Regions from separate parts of the Homo sapiens genome. Here regions 2, 3 and 4 are each linked to region 1. Evidence: chromatin contacts called from ENCODE Hi-C or POLR2A ChIA-PET data. All regions are on one chromosome and are shown on one strand. The core of a region is the stretch at or near the end of the contact, and the rest is flanking DNA. Distances in the headings are between cores, read along the strand shown. Region 1 has its middle 28 kb from the start of LINC00910. Region 2 overlaps DHX8 (DEAH-box helicase 8). Region 3 holds the start of ETV4 (ETS variant transcription factor 4). Region 4 holds the start of BRCA1 (BRCA1 DNA repair associated).

The links. A loop is a pair of places that touch in the nucleus more often than their neighbours do. ChIA-PET counts read pairs that join two places held with the same protein, here RNA polymerase II (POLR2A). Pooled maps may share reads with other maps.
Region 2: a pooled map shows a loop between it and region 1 (3-fold over the local background). The contact joins two enhancer-like sites. A Hi-C loop is called at or near these places in 2 of 50 pooled maps. POLR2A ChIA-PET finds 5 or more read pairs at or near these places in 11 of 52 experiments (AG04450, Caco-2, H1 and 8 more).
Region 3: a loop to region 1 is called in a pooled map, with 38 times the contacts of the local background. The contact joins the promoter of ETV4 here to the enhancer-like site in region 1. A Hi-C loop is called at or near these places in 1 of 37 single-sample maps with no recorded cell type and 7 of 50 pooled maps. POLR2A ChIA-PET finds 5 or more read pairs at or near these places in 20 of 52 experiments (A549, AG04450, CD4-positive, alpha-beta T cell and 14 more).
Region 4: a loop to region 1 is called in a map of CD4-positive, alpha-beta memory T cell, with 12 times the contacts of the local background. The contact joins the promoter of BRCA1 here to the enhancer-like site in region 1. A Hi-C loop is called at or near these places in 2 of 168 maps with a recorded cell type or tissue (CD4-positive, alpha-beta memory T cell and naive thymus-derived CD4-positive, alpha-beta T cell), 4 of 37 single-sample maps with no recorded cell type and 14 of 50 pooled maps. POLR2A ChIA-PET finds 5 or more read pairs at or near these places in 24 of 52 experiments (A549, CD4-positive, alpha-beta T cell, CD4-positive, alpha-beta memory T cell and 19 more).

What each region holds. Positions count from the first base shown.
Region 1 is chr17:43,359,246-43,362,350 of GRCh38, forward strand. No RefSeq gene overlaps it. Among named protein-coding and RNA genes, the nearest start is that of LINC00910, 28 kb to the right of the region's middle. RefSeq lists enhancers at 798-1,493, 1,539-1,718 and silencers at 1,969-2,028, 2,479-2,578. Within about 2 kb of position 1,251, at least 38 of the 41 ENCODE cell types and tissues checked have a DNase peak (open chromatin) inside an H3K27ac peak, as active enhancers do; they include CD4-positive, alpha-beta T cell, CD8-positive, alpha-beta T cell, IMR-90 and 3 more, where a contact is called at or near this core.
Region 2 is chr17:43,515,989-43,520,161 of GRCh38, forward strand. It overlaps DHX8 (DEAH-box helicase 8), which reads left to right. Exons shown (of 23, transcript NM_004941.3): 18 at 1,179-1,334; 19 at 4,142-4,173. Among named protein-coding and RNA genes, the nearest start is that of ETV4, 28 kb to the right of the region's middle. Within about 2 kb of position 1,880, at least 3 of the 41 ENCODE cell types and tissues checked have a DNase peak (open chromatin) inside an H3K27ac peak, as active enhancers do.
Region 3 is chr17:43,543,836-43,547,867 of GRCh38, forward strand. ETV4 (ETS variant transcription factor 4) reads right to left here and starts at 2,505. Exons shown (of 13, transcript NM_001079675.5): 1 at 2,350-2,505; 2 at 1,723-1,833; 3 at 1,439-1,532; 4 at 1,140-1,187. The coding sequence starts at 1,782. It also overlaps a transcript of DHX8 not described here. RefSeq lists enhancers at 1,094-1,871, 1,872-2,649, 2,771-2,930 and silencers at 1,701-1,760, 1,801-1,850, 2,301-2,420, 2,471-2,610, 2,631-2,680.
Region 4 is chr17:43,124,114-43,128,650 of GRCh38, forward strand. BRCA1 (BRCA1 DNA repair associated) reads right to left here and starts at 1,251. Exons shown (of 23, transcript NM_007294.4): 1 at 1,158-1,251; 2 at 1-2. NBR2 (neighbor of BRCA1 lncRNA 2) reads left to right here and starts at 1,444. Exons shown (of 8, transcript NR_138145.1): 1 at 1,444-1,657. RefSeq lists silencers at 547-582, 2,606-2,623, promoters at 1,236-2,992, 1,236-1,502, cis regulatory regions at 1,303-1,325, 1,487-1,495, 2,172-2,201, 2,552-2,581 and enhancers at 1,303-1,325, 1,432-1,561, 1,458-1,482, 1,612-1,701, 2,630-3,443.

The sequences.
Region 1 (3,105 bases), core at 1-2,500:
CAAACAAAACAGCAAGGAGAAAAGTCCCCTGATTTCCATCCTAGTGCTTCTCAATCACACTCAGCACAGCAGCAACAAAACACAACCACATCTATCGAATCTTACTGCTCATAGCTGTTAAATATCAAATCTCAATCAGCAATTTTAGAGCCGGATCCTCCAATGCTTTTGGTTCCCAGTGTTTCACAAGCAAACGGACAGAAATCGGGAGGGACATAGGAGAAGAATCAGTTAAAATCCCTAAGACCAGTTAAATGAAGTCTCCTGAAAATGACACTGAAACGGAGACAGCAACCAAGACAAGGAGGACGAGGCAGACTAATACAAAGAGCATAGCCTGCGGTGTCAAACCTGTTTTTTAGCCGAGAGGGGCTTTACTGGGAGGGGCCTCTAACCCTCCTCGGTCGGGCCTCTAACCCGAGGTCGGTCAAGTGTCCTTGCCTTTTATTAAGAGGGGCCTCTAACCCACTCTCTTTTAGGAAAGACTCTAACTCCATTAAGTTGGGCCTCTAACCCAATCCCATTCTTTACCCGGGCACTCCACCACTTACCCAAAGTCAGTCTACTGACTACTGCAGTGCTGCAGTCTACTTCCTTTGGGTTGGGGGAGTTTCTTCAGTATCGTCCCTTCCATCATTCGCCAGAAATATGTTATAGGACCCCAACACTTCCCCAAAGCACTATAGTCCCATCTGTGGTGGCCAGAAATACGTCACAGGAAAAGGGCCCCGATCCAGACCCAAAGAGAGGGTTCTTGGGTCTCGCGCAAGAAATAACTCAGGGCAAGTCCGCGGTGCAAAATAAAAGCAAGTTTATTAAGAAAGTAAAGTGGTGAAAGAACAGCTACTCCACAGACAGAGAAGGGCGTTCCTGAAACTAAGAGAAGGAACGTATCCACCCTAGGTACAATGCTTGTACACATGGGGAGAGGTGTTCTGTTACAAGGGTTTGTGATAATTAACTTTAATTATTACATTTTGCAAGAATCCCTATTACTACCTTTAAAGCAAAATTAGGAACGCCTTTGTTCTCCAGATATCCAGCTATCTGGACACTCGGGTCTCTTCAGTAAACATTAATTTGTTCCCTTAACCGTAAGTATCTGAAAGCTAGGAATATCCTTCTGAGAATGCAGGCCCGTAAGTCCCGGCCTCATTTTTCTAGCCCTCACTCAAAATGGGGTCGCTTCAGGTTCCAACGTCTCTGACAGTCATACTACATATGACTCAGCCACGTCAATGGAAAAAGTAGACTGGATAGTGACGTACCCGCAGAAAACGAATGCAACAATCTGTCATACAGATCTGACGGCAGTCAGATTCTGCAGTGAAGTAGAGGCGGTAAACTTGAATGCAACGATCTTCATACCGCATCCCACAAAGCCACGTAAATCCAAAAGCAGTCCGACTCTCGATAGTGAAACACATGCGGTAAACTTGAATGGAAAGATGTTTATACTGCCTCGGATAGAGACACGTAAATGAAAAAGCAGTCCCACTTGGGATAGTGAAGTATGGGCGCTCAACTTAAATAGGACCGTCCGCATATCGTATGTGAGTGAAGCAAGTAATAGCAAAGGGCAGTCAGATTACGGAGACCGATGGCGACTGAAGTGAGTGCAGTAACCTTTAACTCAATGATCGTCACGCCGCAACCAAGTGAAACCGAAAGCAACTAAGCGCTCGAAAGCACGCCCGGCCAGCTCAAAAACTACGGCGCTGATGGACCCCAGTGATCCGACGTAAAGGTGCAAACGTAAAGCGCACACGGCCAATTTAAAAGCAGCGGCGCTGATAGGCCCGGACGAACCGACGTGAACGCGTAGAAGTAAGGTACGCGCGATGAGCTTAAATACGCGAGTACTAAGAGACCGTGAAACCCGGATTTAAGCGTGTAAACGCAACACACAACCTAGGAGGTCAGTAACAACGGTCCCAACTGATGCAAATGGCCCAATGCAAACACGTTGACAATCTCCCGTTAGCGACAGTAACAGACGCTAAGCGCCCAATGCGAACAAAACTCCCGCTTCGAAAACTACACCTCGGAATCCTTCCAGCGATCAAGGGCCAGCAACACCACAAGCCTTCCACTGTATCAACACCGTTTTCAAAACGAAAATGTTAACGATCGGCCACTGTACTCCTTCTCCCACACATCCTAACCTCAGGGTGACAGATAGCACCCTGAATAACTCTCTCTCCTACGTTGAGATTGTGTATCTTTATCCAAATCTGAACACCTGCGTAAGTAATATTGTTACTATTTTGGAGGATATTCACTTTCCTTTTTTGCTCCCATAACTCCCGAGAGAAGCAGCCATTTTAAATTTGCATGCCCCGCCGTGCCCTGCCTGCCAACCACTGAACAGAAAAGCGCCTGTAAATCACTGGAATCTTGGGAAAGCTCCTTCGGCTTCATTGCCCTTCAGGAGGAAAAACCCACAACGGAAAAGACACGAAGAGCTCTAGGAGGCTCTTCTTTCCTCCTCCTCCCCCTCCCCTTCCCCTCCCCTCTCCCTCCGCCTCCCTTCCCCTCCGCATCCCCTCCCCCTCCCTTCCCCCTCCCCCTCCCCATCTCGTCCTGACCTAGCTGGCATCCAACATTACTTTAAACTTTTTTTCACACATACGTTGAAAGAATTGTTTGGTGAACACCCGTATGCCCATCACCTAAAGTCATCTTGCTGTACTTGCTTTATTACATGTGTTACAGACGTCTAATTACATTTTTTTTTTCTTTTTTTTGAGAGGGAGTCTCGCTCTGCCGCCCAGGCTGGAGTGCGGTGGCGCGATCTCGGCTCACTGCAAGCTCCGCCTCCCGGGTTCACGCCATTCTCCTGCCTCAGCCTCCCGAGGAGCTGGGACTACAGGCGCCCCCACTACGCCCAGCTAATTTTTTGTATTTTTTAGTAGAGACGGGGTTTCACCGTGTTAGTCAGGATGGTCTCGATCTCCTGACCTCATGATCCCCCGCCTGGGCCTCCCAAAGTGCTGGGATTACAGGCTTGAGCCACCGCGCCCGGCAATTACATATTTTGTATAGCTGCACACATGGAGACAGGTACTCAGGTCTCGTCCCTCTAGCCATTTCTCAACTGTCTGG
Region 2 (4,173 bases), core at 630-3,129, 160 kb after region 1:
AAAAAATCAGTGTTTTTGAAGTAGTGTTTTATTATTTTTGAAAAACAGAAGAAAAAAATTTACCCACCATCCTACTACCTCCACTGTTATTATTTTGCTGTTTTTCATTCCAGTCTTTTTTCATGTTTATTTCTTTCATGGTTGCAATTTTAGTAGTCAAGTAAGTATGCAGTTTTGTATATTTTTTTGAGTATTTAATTTTCCTATTAGAATAATACATGTTCAATATTTGGTAAAATCTAAAGAAAATAGACCTCATCTGCAAGCCTACTATCAGAGTTAGCCACTGTTAACATTTTAGGGTTTTTTTCGCCTAGTCATTTCCTTCTAGTAGTTGATATATAAAGACTTTTACTAAAATTATTTTACATTGTTTCGTAACTTGCATTTTGCATTTAATGCGAATGAACATTTTCTTCTGTCATTTAACATTGCAAACATGATTTTTATTTTTATTTTTTATTTTATTTTGAGTCAGGATCAGTCTTTGTTGTTGCCCAGGCTGTAGTGCAGTGGTGTGATTACGGCTTACTGCAGCCAGCCTCGACCTCCCCAGGCTCAGGTGATCGTCCCATCTGAGCCTCCTGAATACTGGGACTACAGGCGTGAGCCACCACACCAAGCTAATTTTTGTATTTTTTGTAGAGATGAAGTTTCAACATATTGCCCTGGCTGATCTCGAACTCCTGGGCTCATGCAATCTGCCCACCTTGGCCTCCCAAAGTGCTGGGATTATAGGCATAAGCCACGACGCTTGGCCTGCAAACATAATTTTTAAAATGACTGCAGAGTCATCATTGGGATGATTGACGTAATATGTTTATTTCACTTACATTTTTGGTCATAACTGTGGGGATGGTGTTCTGTCATCTTGTTTTATGCTTTCTCTTTTATATTGCGCCACACTATTTTGAAGATATATGTCTCAGATCTGTATAATATTTCTTCCATTAACCCTGCTTGTATTGCCTCCCTCGAACAAACTTCCCCGAAGTGCTGAGTATGGAGAGGGGAAGATAAGAGCATTGGTAGTCTTGGAAATGGTCCCAAAGGAAGTGAAATCAACCCCATTTCTGATTTTGCCAGTTGTTAATTGTCCCCCTTTTAACAGATATCCTGGGTAAAGCTGTTAAGCAGTGTTTAACAGATATGTTGCTTTTATATGCCCACCCCTCTAGGCTCAGGCAAAGCAACGAGCTGGCAGAGCTGGGAGAACAGGCCCAGGGAAGTGTTACAGGTTGTACACAGAACGTGCCTACCGAGATGAAATGCTGACCACCAACGTGCCGGAAATCCAGAGAACCAACTTAGCAAGCACAGTGCTGTCACTCAAGGTAGAAATCACTGTCTTGTTAAAATGGGTTGGTGGAACAGTCCAATCCTGGCCTTCATAAATGAATTTCAGTTTTATGAACCTTGTTAAATACTTTAGTAACCTCATGAAAGCAGTCCCTTTGAGTGAAATGCAAATGGCTGTGATAACAGCCTCTCACGGCAGGTCTGGGGCTAAGTTGGCATGTCTGCTGTGAACACACATTTTTTCTTACCATAACAACCAGCAGGATATTAGGTTGTAAAAGGTTCTAGTTAGGAGCATTTTCTAAAAGGAAATTAGAAAAATATAATCAATGCCAAACTGTGGACACACACACCTAACCTCAACCACTTTAGCGCTCAGATCCAATTCTGTTCTTTTAGAACGAGAGAAAACCCCCTGTTCAAAAACTTTGCAAGGGAACTGTCAGTACAGATTTCAGACTGGCTCTCAGGGGCTTGGTTTTCATTCTGAATCATTGTTCTTCCTCTCTCAGTCCCCAGTGAGGACTTCATTCTCTTTTGGCAGGAGGAGCTGTATGAGTAATTTCCCAGCTGATGGCGTTTCCCCCGACACTGATGCTACCCTGGAGCCCTGGTACTTTCTGGTGCAGAGTGCTCTGTTGTCATTTATTATTTATTCCCTGTCAAAGAGGCTAAAACAGAGCTTTGGAAAGAAAAAAGAAACCTACTCCAGTCTCTGAAGTGCCAACAGAGAGGCATCTGTGGCTTGGACTTCAGCTCCAAACTGCGACTTTGGGCAAGTTTATTTACTTTGCCCTCTGCTCTGTGTTCTGCTCTGAAAAAGGGGCTGTTAATAGTATTTGTTGGAAAGATAAGTGAGATAATGTAGGTAAAGGCACTTGGCACAGTGCTTGATGATTGCTAACATAATTCATCATAGTTATTATTCACACAATAAACATTTATTGAACACCTGCTGTGTTTATGGTCACAATCACTTTATGAGAAAGAAATAGAAAGCTTAGGTCCTACCACATCACACTTTATATACACTTGAATCGTGCATCATTCAGTCGTTTCTTTTATTCATCGAATTAGCTAATGTATTGAACACATGCTACATGCCAGGCATGTAGATTGCACTGTGGTGGTTTTGTGAACATAGTTTTTACCCAGTGTGAACTCTCTGAAAGCAGGGGCCATATCCTGGCCATCTTTATATCCCTCCCACCTAACATGGTATGAGATCCCTCATAGATATATAGTAGAAATGATGTATGCAAGAGACAGGACAAGTTGGTAGACTATATTATTATTATTATTATTGTAAAATACATAACAACATTTACTATTGTAAGCTTTTTAAAGTATACAATTCAGTGGCATTAAATACATTCAAGATGTTGTACAACCATCACCAACATCCATTTCCAGAACTTTTTCATTGTCCCAAACAGAAACTCTGTACCCATTAAACAGTAACTCCCCTTTCCCCCTTCCTCTATCCCTTGGTAACTACTCTTCTACTTTTTACCTCTCTGAATTTGTCTATTCTAGATAGCCTCATTTAAGTGGAATCATACAATATTCTTTTGTATCTGACCTGTTTCTCTTAGAATAATGTTTTCAAGATTTATTCATGTTATTTTCAAGGTTTATCCATTTATTTCATTCCTTTCTAAGGGTGAATAGTATTCTGTTGTATGTATATACCACATTTTGTTTATCCATTCATCAGCAGATGGACATTTGGATTGTTTCTACCTTTTGGCTATTATCAATAATGCTGCTGTGAACATTAGTGTGCAGGTATCTGTTTGAGTCTGCTTTCAGTTCTTTTGGATATATACCTAGAAGTGTAATTGCTGGGTCATGTGCTAATTCTGTATTTAGCCTATTAAGGAACCACCAAACTTTTCTACAGTGGCTGCAACATCTTACATTCCCACCAGCAATGCATGAGGTTTCTGATACCTCCCGTCCTCACTGACATTTGTTAGTTTCTGTTTTTTAAAAAAATTATAGCCATCCTAGTGGGTATGAAGTGATATTTCATTGTAGTTTTGATTTGCATTTCCCTAATTACTACTGATGTTGTGCATCTGTGCATCTTTTTATGTGCTTGTTGGCCATTTGTATATCTTCTTTGAAGAAATGTCTATTCAAGCTCTGTGCCTATTTTTTAAATTGAGTTGTTTGTCCTTTTGCTGTTGAGTTGTACATATTGTCATTTTGAGAGAGTGTTAGGGTTTTTTGTTTTTTTTTTTCTTGGAAGACGTTTTATCATGTTGCCTAGGCTGGTCTCAACTCCCGGACTCAAGCGATTCTCCCTCCTTGGCCTCCCAAACTGCTGAGATTACAGGTGTGAGCCACCATGCCCAACTGAGAGAATATTTTCAAAAAGTTTCCTGAGAAATTATGTGCTTTCCTTTGGGAGGCCGAGGCAGGCGGATCACTTGAGGTCAGGAGTTCAAGACCAGCCCAGCCAACATGGTAAAACGCCATCTCTACTGAAAATACAAAAATTAGCTGGGCATGATGGCGGGTGCCTATAATCCCAGCTACTTGGGATGCTGAGGCAGAAGAATCGCTTGAACGTAGGAGGTGGAGGTTGCAGTGAGCTGAGATTGGGCCACTGCACTCCAGCCTGGGTGACAGAGTGAGACTCTGTCTCAAGTATGTGCTTTCTATTATAATAGTCTGAGTTTTATGTGGCCCAGCCCTGGAAGTTACCGCCAGTCTCACCGGTGGCTTCCTAATTGCAATTGAAGAAATGGGAAATAAAGTAACAAGTAGCTTCCCCACATGCTGACACTGGCTAGACTGACCCTCTTATCACATGCCTTCTTCCTTTCTGTTCTAGGCCATGGGTATCAATGATCTGCTGTCCTTTGA
Region 3 (4,032 bases), core at 1,255-3,754, 190 kb after region 1:
GTCAACATATATATTTTTAGAATATCATAGTGGGCAAGACAGACCTAGTCTCACTCCAAGGATCTAGTCAGGGGTCATTTTCTTTTTACTCCGAGCTTCTATGGAGAGTTCCAGGGTAGTTGGATTTGAGCTTTAAAAAAATTAGATACCCAGGGTGGAGGGATGAGGAGATCCTAAGGAAAATACCTCAAAAAGACCTCAAAAAAGGAGTTCCTAGTGTTTTGGCTTCTTCATTTTCATAGTGTTAAAATAAACCCTAAGATGGGGGTAGTTAACCCTTCCCTCTCAGAGACTGTCTAAACCACCATTTTCCCTCCCACCTGCAGCCCCACCAGCGACACCCTCAGGCCCCACCAAAACGCACTGAAGAATCCAACCAGGAAACCTCCTGAACACACCACTTCCCCATCAGACCCAGCCACGGACCCAGCCACGGACCCCACCCCAGCCAGCTCACAGCTAACTCCCCAGCACACAGGAAGGGGGGAATTTGCCTGGAGGCAGAGGTATTCAAGCGGGATGGAAGAGGGAGGAACACTTGCTATTAGAATTACAATCAAGGCTATTTGGGGAGGGAGCCCTGGGCTCTCTGTGCCAAAGGACTGCCGAAAAGAATTATTTAAACTTTTGTTGTTCTTTTGGCTTGGACAGTAAATTGTTTGGTGCTGGGGGTTGGGAAGAAGAGAAACCCAGGGGATAAGAATCAATGCTTGGGCAACTCTGGAGGATGAGTGACAAATTAATTTCTCCCCCCACCCCCCACCAACAACACCCCAACATGCACCTTGGCCTGGCGGCTTCTGCAAAACAAACTTTACAAATGAAAATTTCAACCAGGAAAATGGGCCTGGGGCCAAGTTCCATTCAAATAAGCAAATACCCCACACAATGGTCTGATTCATCCTCAAGCCTAGTTACACAAGCCTGGCTCAGGGTAGAGAAAATAAATATCAATATAAGTGTCCACGCTGGGTGCTGGGGTGAGTAGAGTGGCAAGGGACCTGGGGAGAGGGCCTTGGAGAACTCCTTGAGGCAGGGAAGGGAGAGGAGAAGTGTAGGGCTTAGGGTGGAATACCAGGGGCTACGGAGTGTCCCCCTGTCCAGCCTCCCAAAATAGAAAAGGTCACAAAACTACTCACCTTCAGCGAGCCACGTCTCCTGGAAGTGACTTAGATCCTGGAAGAGATCTGAGGGGTAAATAGTGGAATTGGAGGTGAGGTGGAGGGGACGGTAAGAGAGAAGGGGCCCTAGCAAGACCCGGTGACTCCCCTGCCTTGGGAGTAGGGACCGAGAAGAATGACCAAAATCCCTTGGAGGGCGAGTTTTTTGGGGAAACAGGCGGGGGTTCCAGAATCGGCCGTGTGTGTGTGTGTGTGTGTGTGTGTGTGTGTGTGTGTGTGGCGGAGGAGGGTCGCGGTTTGTCTCTCTTGCTCTTTACCTTCAGAGTCGAGGGGCGGCAGGGAGCCCGGGTCCATGAGCTTCCCCAGCGGGCCGATCAGCGCTTCGCGCAAGCTCCCATTTCCGGGCGATTTCTGCGAGAAGCGGGGAGAATGCCCGCGAGTCACCCTGAGGCGCTTAGTCTGGGGGACGAGGTTGGGGTCCTCGGGTGACTCAGGGGCGGGGCAGCCCAGGACTCCGCTGGGACTGCGGGGAGGGGGGCTGTGGTGAGAGTAGGGGCTGGGTGCGGGGCGGGGCGGGCGTGGAGGCCGGCGCGGCGCTCACGCTGCTGAAGGTGTAGGGCACTTGCTGGTCCAAGTATCCGGCTTTCATCCTCCGCTCCATCCGGCCGCTCCCTCCGGCCGCACGGCCGGGGCCCCAAGCGGGGGCCGAGACCTGGTGGGGGAGGGGGCTGCGTTCGCACACCGTCCAGGGAGGGCTGCGATGGGGGCGGGGAGGGGGCAGTCCCAAGGCTCTGGGTCCGACGGCGAAACTTCTCCGACTCACTGGGGCGATGGCGAGGTTTCCGCCTGCCAGGCCGAGCGCCACCACCACTCCCCTCCCGCCAAAGGCCAAAGGAGGTCCCACCTGCTCCCAGGAGCCGGGCTCGCCGTTTCTGCTTTCTGCAGCCCTGCTTTACCCGGGCTCGGTTACATAAGAACGTGTGTGTGTGTGTGTGTGTGTGTGTGTGTGTGTGTGTGTGTGTGTACGCGCGCGCGCGCGGAGGAGCAGGCGAAGCGCACACCATCGCATGCCCACAACTCCCGCGCCCCCTCCAACCCTGAATCCCAGCACCTCCCACCCCCGCCCTGGAATCTGCGGAGGCGGGTGGTGAGAGTGAGTGTGGTGTGCATTGGAGGCGAGGCGGGGAATCACAGACACTCTCCCTCCCTTTCCCTCCCGCAGCCTCACCTGAGGCCGGGGCGTCTGGGCTGGAGCCGCGGGGGGTCCCGAGCATGCCCTGGAGCCCGCACCGAGGGCCGCGGGGCTAGGCCGGAGTAAGGCGGCCCCGGCCCCGGGTCCCCAGCGCACCGACTTGTTTTTCGGGCGCAGCAGACAGTTGTGAGCCCGGGGGAGCAGCTGATTGGTGCATTTCCTTCGCTCGGCCTCAGCTCTCCACCCCCCGCCCCGCCACACCGCCCCCCGTTTCCCTTTGTTTCATTGACTTTTGTGAATGGAACCCCAGGGCTGGGCACGCCCGCCAATCCGGAGAGTCGTCCGGCCTGGCCGGGGGGCGGAGTTTCCCAGCCGCGGGGGCCAATCAGAATGTAGGGGTTGGCTCCCGGCTTCATTCAGTGCTCCGGCTCCCATTCATAAAAAAATAAAACTCGCGGCTGGAGTTCATTCATAAAGAACCGAGAGAAAAAGAGAGAAGCCGAGGACCCCGCGGCTTCTTCACCGTCTCGCCACGGTCTTGGGTCTGATGCGCCGCGTGCTCCTCCGGCTGGCGTCTGCACACGTCTCTGCATCTGCGTGTACGTGGGAGTATGAACATGTCTGTGTGCGCCCAGGAGGGAGGCGACCGGGCTTGTGTGCCCAGAGGAACAATAATAACTAGCATTTATGAAGCGCTCCGCTTCCACGTGCTCATTTCGTTCCCATAACCCGGCGAAATGGATCGTTTGTATCTTACAGATATTAAAAATGAAACTCAGAGAGGGATGGTAACTCTCCTGAGGTCACTCAGCTAGTCAGCACCTCTGGGGTTTACAGCCTCAAATCCCTCACACTCTCCTGTACACCCCTCTGAAGCCATGATTAAATGAGTTAAGCTATGTGACAACTGATACACAGTAGGTGATCAATAAATGTAAACTGGCACAGAATCCAGGCTTTTCCTCAAGGGTCTGTTCTCTGCAGAGCTGTTTTGTGACCCACTTTCTACTGATTGCAGCAGAAACCAGAAGCCCCAGGGTAGATGATTTCCGAAAGTGTAGCTCCCTCTCAGCCATCTTCCCTCTTATCTGAGAGCCAGCAAAAGGAGCAAAAGCCCCAAAGGTTCTGATGATCTGGAGGCAGGATGGGTTTCAGTTTTAGCTAAGAAGCTGGTCATAGTCTCTGTCATCTCATCCATTCACCACTTCTTTCAATAAACATTTATCGTGTCAGATACAGTGCTGGGTTCCAGGCAAGCAGCTATGTCCAAGACAGACATCTGAGGGGACCTGGGGTGCTTGGGCTGTGGCCATGGGGGCACAAAGGACATGAATCCTCAAAGGCCTTTTTGCTGAGACAATTCTCTATGTCTCCAGCCTATGCACTCCTTTGAGGACAGCCTGATTTTTTATCCTGCCTGTTTGTGATAAACACAAAAGAATGTTCAAATGCCAGGCCAGCAGGAGTGGCTTCCCAAATTCATCTAACCTAACACCCGCCACTTTACAGATGAGGCAGTGGAGTTTCAGAGAAGGAAATGACACATGTAAGCTCTTTGGGCCTGTCTGGCCAGAACTAAGGCTAAAACATACAATTGCTGTTTAGTGTTCATAAGGGCTCATTCCATGAGATCTGCTTGTGCAAATGGAAGTAAACTTCCCTTTCTATAGGTGCTGTAATATTCTATAAGGCTCATGTCTATTGTCCCTCTCCTCCAGG
Region 4 (4,537 bases), core at 1-2,500, 240 kb before region 1:
AACTTTAACACATTAGAAAAACATATATATATATCTTTTTAAAAGGTTTATAAAATGACAACTTCATTTTATCATTTTAAAATAAAGTAAATTTAAGATTTGGAAGGTTTTAGAATAATACAAACCAAAGAACTAATGACAACGTCCTTTATTTTTAAAGATTCTAGAAGTTGCTTTTTGTAATTAGACAACATAAATTCTGAATTTTTTCACATATTGCTGCCAACCCCTTGGGTCTTTTCCTTTCTCCAAGAAAGAGAAAGCTACAGAGGAGTGACTGACCGGGTAGGTGGTGGTAGCCTTAGCTTTCTCCAATGTTTCTGGTTGTTTTCTTTTTCTTGCATAAAACCAAAATCAACAACGACCAAACCAACACCAATCAAGGCCTCCCCGCCCCTAACCTTTCCCAGTGACCTGCTCTCATCTCTGGATCCTCCTCAAGCACATCCCTGCCGGCAGCATCTGTTACTACTGACGCTCCTCTACTTCCCTCTTGCGCTTTCTCAATGGCGCAAATGGATCCAGTTCTTAAGTTCTCCCTCCCACAAAATCCTGTCTCCTCCCCTTCCCAGACATATTCCTGGCACCTCTTCTTCCACAAGGTCCCATCCTCTCATACATACCAGCCGGTGTTTTTTGTTTTGTTTTGTTTTGTTTTGTTTTGAGACAGTCTCGCTCTGTCGCCCAGGCTGGAGTGCAATGGCGCGATCTCGGCTCACTGCAACCTCCGCCTCCCGGGTTCTAGCGATTCTCCTGCCTCAGCCTCCTGAGTAGCTGGAGCGGCACCACGCCCGGCTAATTTTTGTATTTTTAGTAGAGACGGAGTTTCACCACGTTGGTCAGGCTGGTCTGGAACTCCTGACCTCATGACCAGCCGACGTTTTTAAAGACATAGTGTCCCCCTCAAGGCATATTCCAGTTCCTATCACGAGGATTCCCCCACGGACACTCAGTGCCCCCTTCCTGATCCTCAGCGCTTCCCTCGCGACCTACAAACTGCCCCCCTCCCCAGGGTTCACAACGCCTTACGCCTCTCAGGTTCCGCCCCTACCCCCCGTCAAAGAATACCCATCTGTCAGCTTCGGAAATCCACTCTCCCACGCCAGTACCCCAGAGCATCACTTGGGCCCCCTGTCCCTTTCCCGGGACTCTACTACCTTTACCCAGAGCAGAGGGTGAAGGCCTCCTGAGCGCAGGGGCCCAGTTATCTGAGAAACCCCACAGCCTGTCCCCCGTCCAGGAAGTCTCAGCGAGCTCACGCCGCGCAGTCGCAGTTTTAATTTATCTGTAATTCCCGCGCTTTTCCGTTGCCACGGAAACCAAGGGGCTACCGCTAAGCAGCAGCCTCTCAGAATACGAAATCAAGGTACAATCAGAGGATGGGAGGGACAGAAAGAGCCAAGCGTCTCTCGGGGCTCTGGATTGGCCACCCAGTCTGCCCCCGGATGACGTAAAAGGAAAGAGACGGAAGAGGAAGAATTCTACCTGAGTTTGCCATAAAGTGCCTGCCCTCTAGCCTCTACTCTTCCAGTTGCGGCTTATTGCATCACAGTAATTGCTGTACGAAGGTCAGAATCGCTACCTATTGTCCAAAGCAGTCGTAAGAAGAGGTCCCAATCCCCCACTCTTTCCGCCCTAATGGAGGTCTCCAGTTTCGGTAAATATAAGTAATAAGGATTGTTGGGGGGGTGGAGGGAAATAATTATTTCCAGCATGCGTTGCGGAATGAAAGGTCTTCGCCACAGTGTTCCTTAGAAACTGTAGTCTTATGGAGAGGAACATCCAATACCAGAGCGGGCACAATTCTCACGGAAATCCAGTGGATAGATTGGAGACCTGTGCGCGCTTGTACTTGTCAACAGTTATGGACTGGAGTGTTATGTTTTCGTATTTTGAAAGCAGAAACTAGGCCTTAAAAAGATACGTACAACTCTTTAGGGAGACTACAATTCCCATCCAGCCCCAGGAGTCTGGGGCAAGTAGTCTTGTAAGGTCAGTGGCCTGCGGGGACGCAGTGAGCGCCGAATTTGCCTGGGGCAGGGGAAATGCGCTCTGGCCCATGTCTGCGCACTCGTAGTTCCACCCCTCAGCCCCAGTGTTTGTTATTTTTCGGGTTCAGCTTGCTTTTGCCCCGTCTCCGTCGACGCAATCGCCACCAGTCAATGGGGTGGTCGTTTTGAGGGACAAGTGGTAAGAGCCAATCTTCTTGGCGAAAACGCGGAGAAACGGGACTAGTTACTGTCTTTGTCCGCCATGTTAGATTCACCCCACAGAGATAGCGGCAGAGCTGGCAGCGGACGGTCTTTGCATTGCCGCCTCCCCAGGGGGCGGGAAGCTGGTAAGGAAGCAGCCTGGGTTAGCTAGGGGTGGGGTCACGTCACACTAAGAGGGTTTGGAGAAGTTCAAGGGAGGAATCCTGCAAAGAAGAGGGGCGACTTTTTCCGTGTCTCCGGACAGCTAATCGTTTTAGTGACAGGATGAGAGAGCCCTTCGTGTTCTGAGGGACCGAGTGGGCGAAAAGCGCCGGAGAGTTGGAGAGTCTGTGGTTCAGAATGCGAGGTGACAACGTGCTAGCAGCCCTCGCTCGCTCTCGGCGCCTCCTCGGCCTTGGCGTCCATTCTGGCCGTGCTGGAGGAGCCCTTCAGCCCGCCACTGCGCTGTGGGGGCCCCTCTCTGGGCTGGCCGAAGCCAGAGCCGGCTCCCTCTGCTTGCGGGGAAGTGTGGAGGGAGAGGCGGGTGTGGGAACTGGGGCTGCGCGCAGCGCTCGCCAGCCAGCGCGAGTTCCAGGTGGGCGCGGGCTCAGCGGGCCCCGCACCCCCGGCCCCGGGCAGTCAGGGGCCTAGCACCCGGGCCAGCAGCTGCAGAGGGTGCGCCGGGTCCCCCAGCACTGCCGGCCCGCCTGCACCCCGCTTGAATTCTCACCGGGCCCCAGCCGCCCTGCACAGGGCAAGGCTCAGGACCTGCAGCCCGCCATGCCCGAGCCCCCTCCCAACCCCTGTGAGCTCCAGCGTGGCCTGAGCCTCCCCGACGGGCACCGCCCCCTGCTCCTCAGCGCCCGGTCCCATCGACTGCCCAAGGGCTGAGAGGAGTGCAGGCGCCCGGCACAGCCCTGCGCAGGATCCACTAGGTGAAGCCAGCTGGGCTCCTGAGTCAGATGGGGACTTGGAAAACTTTTATGTCTAGCCTGAGGATTTTATATGCACCAGTCAGCACTCTGTGTCTAGCTTGGGGTTTGGGGATGCACCAATCAGCACTCTGTATCTAGCTAATCTGGTGGGCACTTGGAGAACTTCTGTGTCTAGCTAAAGGATTGTAAATGCACCAATCAGTGCTCTGTGTCTAGCTCAAGGTTTGCAAATGCACCAATCAGCACTCTGTGTCTAGCTAAAGGTTTGTAAACGCACCAATCAGTGCTCTGTGTCTAGCAAATGTAGTGGGGACTTGGAGAATTTTTATGTCTAGCTAGAGGATTGTAAATGCACCAATCAGCACTCTGTGTATATCTAGCTCAGGGATTGTAAATGCACCAATCAGCACCCTGTCAAAACGGACCAATTAGCTCTCTGTAAAATGGACCAATCAACAGGATGTGGGTGGGGTCAGATAAGGGAATAAAAGCAGGCTGCCCCGCTGGGTGCCAGTGGCTCACACCTGTAATCCCAGCAATTTGGGAGGCCTAGAGGGGTGGATCACGAGGTCAAGAGATCGAGACCATCCTGGCTAACACAGTGAAACCCCGACTCTACTAAAAAGACAAAATATTAGCTGGGTGCGGTGGTGGGTGCCTGTAATCCCCTCTACTGGGGAGGTTGAGGCAGGAGAATGGCGTGAACCCGGGAGGCGGAGCTTGCAGTGAGCCCAGATTGCACCACTGCATTCCAGCCTGGGTGACAGAGGGAGACTCCATCTCAAAAAAAAAAAAAAAAAAAAAAAAAAATGCAGGCTGCCTGAGCCAGCAGCAGCAACCCGCTCTGGTCTCCTTCCACGCTGTGGAAGCTTTGTTCTTGTGCTCTTTGCAATAAATCTTGCTGCTGCTCACTCTTTGGGTCCGCATAGCATTTATCTGCTGGTAACACCGACCGCAGAGGTCTGCAGCTTCACTCCTGAAGCCAGCGAGACCACGAACCCACCAGGAGGAATGAACAACTCCAGACGGGAGGAACGAACAAACTCCAGACATGCCGCCTTAAGAGCTGTAACACTCACCGCAAAGGTCTGCAGCTTCACTCCTGAAGCCAGCGAGACCACGAATCCACCAGAAGGAGGTAACTCTGAACACGTCCGAACATCAGAAGGAACAAACTCTGGACACATCATCTTTAAGAACTGTACCACTCACCGTGAGGGTCCGCAACTTCATTCTTGAAGTCAGTGAGACCAAGAACCCACCAATTTCGGACACAAGAACATCCGGCTTCTACTGATGGAAGGCCACGACTCCTCAGTAGAAAGAGGGCCCAGGCAAAGAAAATGAGAGAGAGTCCTTGGGGTGGTGACACTATCTTGGGAACATGGAGTGCTAGGAAACGATAACTGG